2 separate regions of the Homo sapiens genome follow, and region 1 is linked to region 2. Evidence: chromatin contacts called from ENCODE Hi-C data. All regions are on one chromosome and are shown on one strand. Each heading gives the region's core, a stretch centred on a gene start or an enhancer-like site at or near the end of the contact. The rest is flanking DNA. Distances are from core to core; before and after follow the strand shown. Region 1 overlaps LINC02177 (long intergenic non-protein coding RNA 2177). Region 2 overlaps GRIN2A (glutamate ionotropic receptor NMDA type subunit 2A).

Region 1 (5,994 bases), core at 3,295-5,794, 430 kb after region 2:
AGGACATTATGCTGGGGAAGGGGGTTACAGCAGGGTCTCCCAATCTCCACACTGTGAACATCTGGGGCCAGATCATTGTGGTCCTGTGCGGTCCTATACACTGTATTTAGCAGCAGCTCTGCCTCATCTCACCAGATGCCAGGAGCACCTATTCCCCCAAAATATCTTCAGACACTGCCAAATATTCCCTGGCAGGCAAAGTTGCCCTCTGCTGAGAACCACTGGACTACAGTGATACAAGGAAATTTGGAGGCACTCCTAGTAAGCTTTTCCTTTGTAGAACCTATCACATTCATAGTTTTAATTACTTTTTACTTGTTTGTTTAATGCTGGCTCCTCCAAATAGGCTGCAGTTTTCACGAAAACAGAGACAACCTCCCATCTCCGTTTTGTTATCAGCTGCATCTCTAGCCCCCAGCACAGTACCCAGGAATGGTAGGAGCTCAACAAATACTTGTTGAAGGCATGCATGTTGGAGGAGACAGGCAAATGGCAGACGGAAACAGTGGAGTGACTCAACGTGGAAAAAGAAAATACACAGATGCGTGTACAAGGAAAGCATGCATCACAGAGGAGGAAGAGATTAACTATCAGGGAGAGGAGACTCCGGGAAGTCTACACGAGAGACTCAGCAAATATTTAAAGGACAAATAGGGATCTGTCTGGTGGACTGATAGGGCTGTGCATTCAGACAGCAGCACCACCATCCATCCACAAAGGCACCAAGAGAAACAAGGCTGCTCTCAGGAACACAACGATTATGATGGTGCAAGTGAGTGAGCTGGAGGCGTAGGTATGGTCCAGTCCCTGGGCCTGGATGCCCATTACACTATTAAACAAATGGACAACAAGTAATTAAAAATATGAGTGTGATAGGTTCTAGACGCTTTACCCAGGCGGCACTGAGTATCCGCTGAAGGGTTTTAAGCAGCCGCCTGGTTTGGCGGGCTCTCTGTTTGTAGATAGTCGTGTGCAGAATAGATTGAAGAAGACAATCTGTAAGCAAGCAGGCATCATAGCAGGGGCACCTCTGCCTTTGCTCCCTCCTGGACCATGAGGTGTGGCACTGCCCTGGCATTAACCAATCTCCTGCAGTCACTCATCTGTGTTACCAACTGCCCTAGTCAGCTCAAGCTGCTATAATAAAACACCATGAATGTGTGGCTTAAACAACAGGCACTTATTGTGAAGGGCAGGAAGTCCAAGATCAGGAAGCCAGGAGGATTGGGTTTTGATAAAGACTCTCTTCCTGGCTTGCAGACAGCCGCCTTCTTGCTGTGTCCTCACGTGGTGGAGACAGAGGAAGAGTCTGTCTCTTTTCCTCTTCTTATGAAAACACTAATCCCGCCCCCCCCACCATGGGGGCCCCACACTCATGACCTCATCTAAACCTTATCACCTCCCATAGGCCCAACCTCCTAACAACATCACACTGGGGGTTAGGGCTTCAACCTATGAATTTTGGGAAGACACAGACTTTCAGTCCATAACACCAGGTCTCCTGAAAGTCCCCGGGCCTGAACACCTGAAAGTGCCTTGTGAATTATTCAAAGCACTAATTTGGGACTGAGTGTCTTCTCGCATGTTTCCTCTTTGAAAATCAGAGCTGACAGTAACTCACGCACAGAGGTGCTATGGAGACAGCAAGGCTTGAGGGGGCCCTCTGCAGACAGACTCTGCCATGGGCCACACTCCAGCTGTGTAGCTTCGAGCAAGTAACTTCATGGCTCTCAATTCATTCTCCTCATCTAAAGATCGGGGGGAAGGATAGTACTTGTGTCGTGAGATTGATGTGAAGGTTAAAATTAAGAGTTAACCTATAAAACATCCCTCAGCAGTGTCACTGTGACATAGTGTCAATAGCCAGCCTGTTTGTGGTCCATTTATCTCTCACTCACCCCCTCTACAGCCATCAATCATACCAAATTAGAGAATGTATTTTGAAAACTCCATACTGAGTGCCAGAGCAGGGAGCATGTTGGTCACCAGGTTAAAGGCTCAGGACTCAGGCTTTTTTTTTTTTTTTTTTTTTTTTTTTTTTTTTTAACAGGATCTCACTCCAGTTGATCAGGCTGGAGTGCAGTGGCACAATTTCAGTTTACTGCAGTCTTGCCCTCCTGAGCTCACGCAATTCTCCCACCTCAGCCTCCTGAGAAGCTGGGATTACAGGCGCACACCACCACGCCTGACTAATTTTTTGTATTTTTAGTAGAGACAGGATTTCGCCATGTTGCCCAGCTTGAATTCCTGGACTCAGGAGTTCAAGTGTGCCTACCTCAGCCTCCCAAATTGCTGGAATTACAGGTGTGAGTCACCGCGTCCAGCTTTATGCAATTTTATATTGAGCCTTGACAGAAAGAGTACTCCATAGGGCAATGGCTCTTAACTGCAGGTGATTTTTGCAGCATCTGAACATTTGGCAATGTGTGGGGGCATTTTTGATTGTCACAGCTGAGGGGGTGCTACTGGCATCTAATAGATAGGTTCTACAGAAGCTGCTGAACATCCTGCAATGCATGGGACAGCCCCCTACAACAAGGAACTGTCCAGCACAAAATGTCAATAGTGCTCAGATTGAGAAACCCTGATCTAGACACTGCTAGATCTTGGTAGAATGAACACAGACTTTTTGGAGTCAGGTAAACCTAGACTTAAATTCCCATCATGCCACTTACTAGCTTATGGCCTTAGACAAATCACTTAACATCTCAAAGATGACACCTTCCCAGAGTATGTTGCTCAGGATTAGAAGAAGCAAAACATCAGCACCTAGAAAAATGACTAGCACATGGCACATGCCCCAGACATTTGTGATTGCCACCCAACAGCCATTCTCGAACTGCCTTACTGCTCTGGACACTGACATGAAAGACGTGATGACGGTGCAGCAGCAGCTATTTTGGCTCCGAGAGGGAGAAGGCAAAAAAGGCTAAGAGAGGCTGATGCGGAGCCCAGGCGCCATGGAATCAACCCTGGATCCAACTCCTCTCGAGTTCTGTTACGTGAGAAATAATGTGTCATTAGTTAAGCTGCTTTTAATTTCTTTTACAGCACACTTTTTAATTTTTTATCTATTTATTTTCAATAGTTCTTGGGGTACAAGTGGTTTTTGGTTACATAAATGAATTATATAGTGATGAATTCTGAGATTTTAGTGCACTCATCACACAAGTAGTGTACATTGTACCTAACGTGTAGGTTTTTTCCATCCCTGGCCCCCCTACACTCTCACACTTTAAAGTCCCTGAAGTCCATTATACCACTCTGTATGCCTCTGCGTACTCATAGCTCAACCTCCCGCTTTTAGTGAGAACATGCGGTTTTTGGTTTTCTACTCCTGTGTTACTTCACTTAGAATAATGGCCTCCAGATCCATCCAAGTCGCTGCAAAAGACATGATTTCATTCCTTTTAATGGCTGAGTCATATTCCGTGGTGTATATATACCACGTTTTTCTTTAGCCACTCAATCCATGGGCACTTGGGTTGGTTCCGCATCTTTGCAATTGTAAATTACGCTGCTGTAAACACACATGTGCAAGTGTCTTCTTCATATAATGACTTCGTCAAGCTGCTTTTAGTTGGTATCTCTTATTGACACCTTCACTCATTCGAATCACTACCATACAAACTCAATAAATGTTTATAGATCAATAAATGGTTTTATATGTCTGGTATATAGTAGGTGTTTTAAGCAGTGGTTGAGGTATCCTGGCCAGGCAAGAAATAACTTTTTTTTTTTTTTTTTTTTTGAGACAGAGTTTCACTCTTGTTGCCCAGTCTGGAATGCAATGGCACCGTCTCAGCTCACTGCAACCTCTGCTTCCTGGGTTCAAGTGATTCTCCTGCCTCAGCCTCCCAAGTAGCTGGGATTACAGACACCCACCACCACACCCAGCTAATTTTTGTATTTTTAATAGAGACAGGGTTTCACCATGTTGGCCAGGCTGGTCTCAAACTCCTGACCTCAGGTGATCCGCCTGCCTCAGCCTCCTAAAGTGCTGGGATTACAGGCATGAGCCACCATGCCAGGCCAAGAAATAACTTTTGGTTGCACATTGCTAGTTGCCATTGGATGTCAGACACATTTCAGAATCCGTATGATCCGATAAGTGGGCAGAGAAAACAGGTTTAAGGAGACAGGGAACAGCAAGAAGGAGAGGTTGTCAGTCTGTGGTTTTCTATAAATGGATTATTCTTCCCCACCCACATCTTACAAGCCACAGTGACCATTCTGTGTCTAACAAGCAGTCTGTCATTTGGGGAAGAGGGATTACAACCCTCTCTTTCCTTGTAACAGCTGTGATAATGCAGCCCAACTGCCCGCTTAGGTGGCAATCAGTCATTCGAGGTCATGGAGGCCCTGCACGGAGCCACTTGTGAAGAAGCTGTCGGACAAGGAGACCTGGAAGAAAATGTGTGATAGCAAAGTGTCAGGCAGCGATGTGACAGCTGGCTTCGTTTCCCCCAGAGAGCTATTGTCATGGAAAGCTCTGCTCAGCCCTGAAACAAGATAACTTCATCAAGTCAGAACTGCTGGGAGAAGTGCTTTTGGCTTGAAGCAACCTATCTGAGAAAAGGCGGCAAAGAGGTGGGAGCGGTCGGAGGAGTGACCACAGGGATTTGACTGGGAGTTTCCTTTATAACAAACCTTGTTAAAGTGAGAGGGAGGGAGTAGCATGGAATAAGGGTTGGCTAGGGGCCAGGCAATCATTTACCTCTGTTATTCTTACAACCTCCATTTGTCCAGTGCAATACTTCATAGTTGCCAGACACTGAGATCAACACTTTACAGAAACCCTCTGTATTGGTTTGCTGGAGTTTTGTAACAAGGTGGCTCAAACAACAGAAATTTATTCTCTCCCAGCTGTGGAGGTCAGAAGTTGAAAATCAAGGTGTCAGCAGGGGTGATTCCTTCTGAGGGCTATGGGGGAGACTCCACTCTGTTCCAGGCCTCTCTCCTTGGCTTGTAGATTGCTGTCTTCTCCCTGGATCTCTTCACTTCCTTCTGTGCATGTCTCTGTATCCAAATTTCCACTTCTTATAAAAGCACCAGTCTTACTGATTAAAGCCCACCCAAATGGCCTCAACTTAACTTCATTACTTCTGTGAAGACAAGATCTCCAGTAAGGTCCTATTTCCAGGGGTTAGAACATCAGTAGATGCATCTGGAGATGATACAATTCAACTCACAACACCCTCTTATTCAATGCTTACAACGTCGGTAAGAGGAAAGGCCTACAAGAGTCATTTAATCCCTTTGGGAGGCCAAGGCAGGCGGATCACGAGGTCAGGAGATCGAGACCATCCTGGCTAACACAGTGAAACCCCGTCTCTACTAAAAATACAAAAACAAAATTAGCCAGGTGTGGTGGCGGGCACCTGTAGTCCCAGCTACTTGGGAGGCTGAGGCAGCAGAATGGCGTGAACCTGGGAGGCGGAGCTTGCAGTGAGCCGAGATCCTGCCACTGAACTCCAGCGTGGCAGCCTGGGCGACAGAGCGAGACGCCGTCTCAAAAAAAAAAAAAAAAAGTCATTTAAGAGAAAGACCTATCAAAGTCATTTAAGGGAAAGGAAACAGACTCAGAGGGGCTGTGACACTGGCCTGACATCATGCCAGCCTCCTTTCCTATTTGCATACAATGGGTGCTACAATTATGTCATCATGCACTACACACATCCCACTAAAGTGTGAGTCCCATGAGGGAAGAGATTTTATCCCTTTTGTTCACTGATGTTTCTCTAACACCCTGCACAGTGCCTGACACATTTAGAAAGGACCCAACGAGTATTTGTTGAACAATGAATGAATGAATGCAGGATTCATTGACCAGTTCTAGGAGCTTTTTGGATGAGTGTTTGGGATTTTCTAGGTACACAATCATATCATCAGCGAGCAGCGGCAATTTGACTTCCTCTTTACCGATTTGGATTGTTTATAGCAGCACAATTTGCAATTGCAAAAATACAAAACCAGTCCAAATGCCCATCAATC
Region 2 (6,798 bases), core at 3,203-5,702:
TGTAATCACTTCAGTTCTGACATGGCCCTAAGATGACAGTCAGGCCATGGAGGGCTGGCCCAATTGTGTGCCTCCATGGCCAGACCCCTCTGACAGCATGACCACCAGCCCACCCCAGTCATGCCAATGTGTAACTGCTTTGGTCAGAGTCAACCACATCTTTTGCAGCTGTCCTGCCTCTGACTTTTCAGCATTGTGCTTTTATAAACTTTGTTCCCAAAGAAAACTTCCTTTATTCCTTGTACTCATATGTCTGTCTGTTGCTCAGCTCAAAAAGACCTGTCATGAAATATGGTACTGATTTGAAGATGTCTATGCCTGTCCATAAAATACCAACTTAAACTGCTTCTGGACAACTCTTATGTGGTTGCTAGGTACGTGTGTAGATTTCCAGCCTAGCAGCACCTCAGTGCACAGTGGCTTAGCAGGATAGGAGAAGGTTTCACCCCATGAATTCCAACAGAGGGCCCTAATGTTTGAATGTGCCCATGTGTACATGTGTGTGTGTATATGTTTATTTTTTGAGGAATGGAGAGACGAGAGTTGGGTGGTACTTAGAAAGTCTAAATAAAACCAAGTTTCTATATCTCCATGGCAACATGGATACGGGAAGTATTGACGTTGCAAGTATCTCAGCTTTATCAAGAGACCAACACCTTCCACGGCCCTAAGTCCTTAGGATACATGTGTTATCCAGAGTTTCAATTTCCCTATGGATAGCCACAGAATGTGACTGTTGGCTCACACAATCTTAGAATACCACAGCTGAACAAGTGTCTCAGCAAGACCACAATGAACGCCACCTCTCACAGAGGAGAAACCAGAAATCCAAAAGGAGAAAGTGACTTTCCTGAGGTTGCACCATCATCCTAGCCTAGACTAGAACTCAGGTTCCTTTCACCTACTACTCCAGTGTTCCTGTTACACACCCTACTCCCATTATACACAAGTTACTTTTGACCTTGTATAACTCTCCATCCCATATTTCTGCAGGTCTCACTATTGCTGGCTGTTCCTCTTGACTTGCTGTCATCAAGCCAAGCTCTAGGTTGCTCCAGGTTACGTATGACAGCTCTAGGTTACCATCGCTGTTGCCAATCAGTGCCCAGTTCTCTTCTGCTGCTGCTTGATCTGATTCCCTTTAATACTCTCAGAGCCTAAAACCAAGTCTCTGATACCCCTACCTTGAGATCAAAGCTTCAGAGTGTTTCTGTGGATGAGACAAGTCCTACAGTTTTGCGCCACCTCAAACCATTATAGAAACAAAAAAAAATTAAAATGAAGAACACGGCTGTAAACCTGCCAAATAGTTTTGTTCCCATAGGGAGTCCTTCGGCAGCTGTCTCTGAAAAGATGCAGTGTTTCACATCCTCTCTTTGCCATTTTTATTTTTATTTTTTTGCTTCACTGTTTTATGTTTTCTTGTTAAAGAAAGGCAATAAAGTTGAGAAAGTGTCATGAAGTTGAGTCATCTCCGATTTAGTTTTCTTACCCATTTTAGAGTTGAGACATTCATCCCTGCATTCCACAGTGATCATTTCAGCCTCGTTAAATAACTTTAACATTTGGAAACAATATCCAGGACTACTGACAGGGATCTAATCATAATTAGCACCTGTAATCCCAGCACTTTGGGAAGCCGAGGTGGGTGGATCACTTGAGGCCAGGAGTTCAAGACCAGCCTGACCAACCTGGTGAAACCCTGTCTCTACTAAAAATATAAAAATTAGCCGGGAGTGGTGGCAGGCACCTGTAATCCCAGCTATTTGGGAGGCTGAGGCACAAGAATCACTTGAACCCAGGAGGTGGAGGTTGCAGTGAGCTGAGATCGCACCATTGCACTCCAGCCTGGGCAATGGAGTGAGACTCCATCTGAATAATAATAATAATAATAATAATAATATTTAGGCACAGTTGTGCCCTTGGAGAGATTACCTGATGCTTATTTTCTGGGGTATGCATAGGATTTCTAAGGAAATGATAACATTCCACATTTTGAACTGCATGGTGATTTCAAGGATATATACATATGTAAAAATTCATCAAGCATTTTATTACACATACGTTATACCTCAATAAAAATAAGTGTATCAAAAAAGAATTTAAAAGTGCTATGTGTATTCACATGGAAATATATTCACTAGGTATGGAATGAGAGAAGAAAGCAATATGTGAAATAGTTTGTGTGGCATAATAACATTTTCGGGATTAAAACAAGGGTTGGCAAACTACAGCCCGTGGACCCATCTGTTTTCCTAAATAACATTTTATCGGAACACAGCAAAGTTCGTTTGTTTACACATTCTCTATGGCTGCTTTGGCACTATGTCTTGGTTTCCTAGGGCAGCCATAACAAAGGAATGCAACCTGAGCAGCTTAAAGAACAGAAATGACTGTCTCGCAGCTCTGGAGGCTAGATGTCCAAGATCAGGGCATCTGCAGGACCACGCTTCCACCGAAGGCTCCAGGGAGGGATCTGTTCCAGGCCTCTCTCCTGACTTCTGGTAGTTCCTTGGCTTGCAGCAGCATAACTCCAGTCTTCATATGGCGTTCTCCCTGTGTGCATGTCTGTGTTCAGATTTCTCCTTTTAATAAGGACGGCAGCCACAGTGGATTAGGGGTTCACCCTACTTCTGTATGAATGTTAGGGGTGGACACAGTGCAGCCCCATAACACCCTACAACAGCAGAGTTTAATAGCTGCAACAGAGACGGTATGTCCTACAAAGCCTCAACTATTTATTATCTTGTCTTTATAGAAGAAAGTTTGCCAATCTCTGTGTATGCGTGTTTGTGCATACTCACTAAAACATTTGGAAGGCTGTTCACTAACATGTTAACAAAGGTTGAATCTGAGTTATAGAATTATAGGTAGCTTTAATTTTAATTGTATTTTTAATACTTTTCTATATTATTTGGATTTTTAAAAATTCTGCAATAATTTCTGTATGATAAATAAGCAGCACATGTATTTCTTTTGGGAGGAAAAAATATTCCTATTTAGTTCCTTTCCCCTTCATACACACTACCACCAAATTCTTCTGCCCCTTAGTGGTTTATTTTGTTCTGATGCAAACCTTTCTAAATAGGGCACTGTCCTCCACCACTGGGAGTGTTAAGGACAAACACTTAGCAAACCAGCAAACTCAACTGTTTACTCACTTGGGTATATGGATCCTTCATGTCTTTATTTAGCTGCCTCTTGTAAGTTGGAGAGAAAAGGTTCTGGCTTTTATCTCCTCATTAAAAATAGATCCTTTTATGATGAGGGGATGGAGAGGCCATGAGTCATCATCACCAGCATGAAAGAAAGTGTGGGATGCTTTCAGGATCAGGCCTCAGGAGCTGGACCCCGAGGTGGTACCTGGCCACCCCTATGACCCCCTGGTTTCTTGTCATTTCAGGAAGCTGGACGCTTTCATCTACGATGCCGCAGTCTTGAATTACAAGGCTGGGAGGGATGAAGGCTGCAAGCTGGTGACCATCGGGAGTGGGTACATCTTTGCCACCACCGGTTATGGAATTGCCCTTCAGAAAGGCTCTCCTTGGAAGAGGCAGATCGACCTGGCCTTGCTTCAGTTTGTGGGTGATGGTAAGACCCCGGGTGACCCCTTTCTTTAGGGGGACTTGAGACCCTCACACTCGCTTTGTTTGCTCCTGGGCTTCCCAGTGGATCTTTGCATGATGAGTTTGCTCCCTAAAAATATTTACTGAGTTCCTGTCACATGAAACCATGGTTCTTTAGGTTGCTTATAATGGAAAGCAATTCTAGATAACTAAATTTAACAAACAAAAGTATTCTAAGGATACAGTCTCTCTCAGGGGATTTAGGAAAGAGTTAAATAGGTTTAGAAAAAGACAAGAGCCAGGACAGTCCTGGTGCCTTAAGTGGGAATTTATAGGTCTTCTGTCTAGGGCAGTGGTTCTCAAAGGGTGAAGGGCAATTTTGTCCCTCAGGTGACATTTGGCAATGCCTGGAGACACATTCAGTGATCACGGCTGGGAATCTGCTTGCTGATCTAATGGGTAGAGGCCAGGGCCAGAAGATGCAGGAAAACACCTTACAGGGTCCAGGACAGCCCCCTACATCACAAAACACAAAATTATCCAACCTCACATGTTGGTAGGCTGTGGTTGAGAAACGCTGCTGTACAAAATTACATAACTAGGCTGTAATCAGTCCCAATTTCACTCCAGAGAAAGGATTTCTGATGCATTTTGAGGTCAAAGACTCTTTCCTAGACTTATCAGGCATGACTCACGGTGGAGTCATGTTGTACCAACATGGCAACTCATGTTCTTATCCCGTGGAGGAATGAAGGAAAGGCAATCTCTATTGCAGTCTAATGAGACTGTGGCATTTATAGAACTGTAAAGCCGCTTGGGCCAGCTGTGTCACCAGAAGCATTTCCTCCTGTCTGCCCTTTCTACTTCATAGCTGGTGATCTCACTATAGCCCGGGGTTTCCTGGCATGGCCTCTAGAGGCTGGCCGTGGCTTGGAATGGCAGGTTGGTTTCCTTTCAATTGCCAACACGGAGGAAATAGGAAAAGCAAAGTCAGCTCAGATAGCAGGTTAACACCAAAAATGAGCTCGGTATGAGGAGGATAGAAAGGCTCAAGCCAGAGGGCAGAAGCCCCGTTCAAATAGTGGAGGCTATATTCAGAGATGATTACAGAACGTGTTATGCCAGGCTACAGGTGGGAGAGAAAAATCTAGTTACCACTACAGTGAAATGCAATATCAAAATAGGCAGAGGTTAGCTAGTGCATAGGGTTAGTGTGAATTCGAATGAAGTGCACAATTACTTGTGGCTTCTTATCTTCTTTCTATTCACAGAGTTAAATCCTAGATTCTCACAGTGCCATCAGGCATTCTAAATGTGTTTTATATTTAACTCCCAAATGAGAACATGTGAGTCTTTGAATTCTCCATAGGGCATTTGTACCTTCCTCAGATCACTGGCCATGTTCTCTGCTGTGTAATAATGATTTGTGGCTGTGTTGGTCAGCTTTTTGCTGTGAGATCTTAGAGGCGTACAACAGTAAGCATTTATTTTCCTCATGGTAGTGCAGGTTGAGTGGAGAAGCTCTGCCTGGGGTGGGGATAGTGCCTCTGCTTCCTGCCACAAGCGTACGAATCAGTGGTGTGGTCTCTGCTCCACACGTGTTTCTGCTGTGTCTCGGGCTGAAAAGGTAGCAGCTACCTGGGGAAGCTCTTTTCCTGGCCATGGCAGAAGCACAGAAAGGAACGCCTAGCTGCACATGCACATTTCAAGCCACTGCTTGGTCACGTTCACGTCTGCTAACATCCTTCTGTCCAAAGCAGGTCAGGTGGCCAAGTTCAGGGTCAAGGGATTGCAGGTATACTCTGCCTTTCATGAGATAGGTCTTGAAGTTTTATGGCAATAGTGTGGACACTGAGAGTATGCTGAAGAATTGGGGCCAAATGTTTTGCCTATCACAGGGGTGGATAATCACCCTTACAGGGGATGAACTATTCAGCAAACAGGAGTCTTATTTCCAGCATTACAACAAAACACTGAACATCACAGGTAAATTGGTCAATAAAGGTTTGAATGAATAAATACATGTATGGATGAATGATTGATTGATGTTAAGATGTATTTCATTTGGCTGGAAACTTTTAAATGTGATAGGTATCTGTCAAATAAGTGAGTTCTAACTCTAGCCCCACCCACCATTGGTGTCACTCTCGAAGCATCTATTATAAAACAGCTAACATATTTAGGGACTTGGGTATGTCAATCATCATACTGGATGCATTACATACGTTCCTCAATGTAATCTTCGTAACCTTATGAGGTTAAATGTTGCTTATTCCCACTTTACAGAGGAGGAAATTGAATCTCAGAGGGCAAATCCCCTAGCTAGTAAGTGGCAAAGCTTCTACTTCAGGGACCTTACTCTGGAAGGGGGCCAATTAGGGAAGACTGTTGTTATATTTAATTCTCTAAGTTATCTATCAAAGATGACTAAACTCTTGAGATGTATAAATCCTTTAGGAAGGAGTAATTTAGTGCACATCTGAACTAAATCTACTGTCCCATTTACAAATACTTCTATGAAAGAAGTGATCTTTTTTAGCCTCGGTTTATTCATCTGTGAAAGGGTACAGAAATAATTACCTAATAAGGCTGGTGTGAAGATGAAATGGGAGAATACATGTAAAGTGCATAGCTTAGCTTAGCATAGACCCTGTAACATACAAGTGGTTCAATAAATGTTAGCCATCACCATTGTAGTTACAGAAAAGGGGTCCCAATGCAGACCTCAAGAGAGGGTTCTTGGATCTCATGCAAGAAAGAATTCAGGGCAAGTCCATGGAGTAAAGTCAAAGCAAGTTTATTAAGAAAGTTAAGGAATAAAAGAATGGCTACTCCATAGACAGAGCAGACCCAAGGCTGGGTTATTTCTTGATGATATGCTAAACACGGGGTGGATTATTCATGCCTCCCTTTTTTAGACCATATAGGGTAACTTCCTGATGTTGCCATGGCATTTGTAAACTGTCATGGCGCTGGTGGGAGTGTAGCAGTGGGGACGACCAGAGATCCCTCTCATGGCCATCTTGGTTTTGTTGGGTTTTGGCCAGCTTCTTTACTGCAACCTGTTTTGTCTCTCAGCATGGTCTTTATGATCTATATCTTTTGCCCACCTCCTATCTCATCTTGTGACTTAGAATGCCTTAAGCCATTTACGAATGCAGCCCAGTAGGTCTCAGCCTCATTTTACCCAGCTACTATTTAAGATGGAGTGTTCTGGTTCACACGCCTCTGA

What was found. Hi-C counts contacts between places; a loop is a spot of excess contacts on that map. Pooled maps may share reads with other maps.
Region 1: a map of heart right ventricle shows a loop between it and region 2 (4-fold over the local background). The contact joins two enhancer-like sites. A Hi-C loop is called at or near these places in 2 of 168 maps with a recorded cell type or tissue (Right ventricle myocardium inferior and heart right ventricle) and 7 of 50 pooled maps.

Annotation. Positions count from the first base shown.
Region 1 is chr16:9,368,806-9,374,799 of GRCh38, reverse strand. The region is part of intron 1 of LINC02177 (long intergenic non-protein coding RNA 2177); the gene reads right to left. Among named protein-coding and RNA genes, the nearest start is that of LINC02177, 16 kb to the right of the region's middle. Within about 2 kb of position 4,544, at least 3 of the 41 ENCODE cell types and tissues checked have a DNase peak (open chromatin) inside an H3K27ac peak, as active enhancers do; they include heart right ventricle, where a contact is called at or near this core.
Region 2 is chr16:9,795,070-9,801,867 of GRCh38, reverse strand. GRIN2A (glutamate ionotropic receptor NMDA type subunit 2A) reads left to right here. Exons shown (of 13, transcript NM_001134407.3): 11 at 3,404-3,591. The region is part of intron 2 of LOC105371077 (a long non-coding RNA gene); the gene reads right to left. Among named protein-coding and RNA genes, the nearest start is that of LINC01195, 340 kb to the right of the region's middle. Within about 2 kb of position 4,452, at least 4 of the 41 ENCODE cell types and tissues checked have a DNase peak (open chromatin) inside an H3K27ac peak, as active enhancers do; they include heart right ventricle, where a contact is called at or near this core.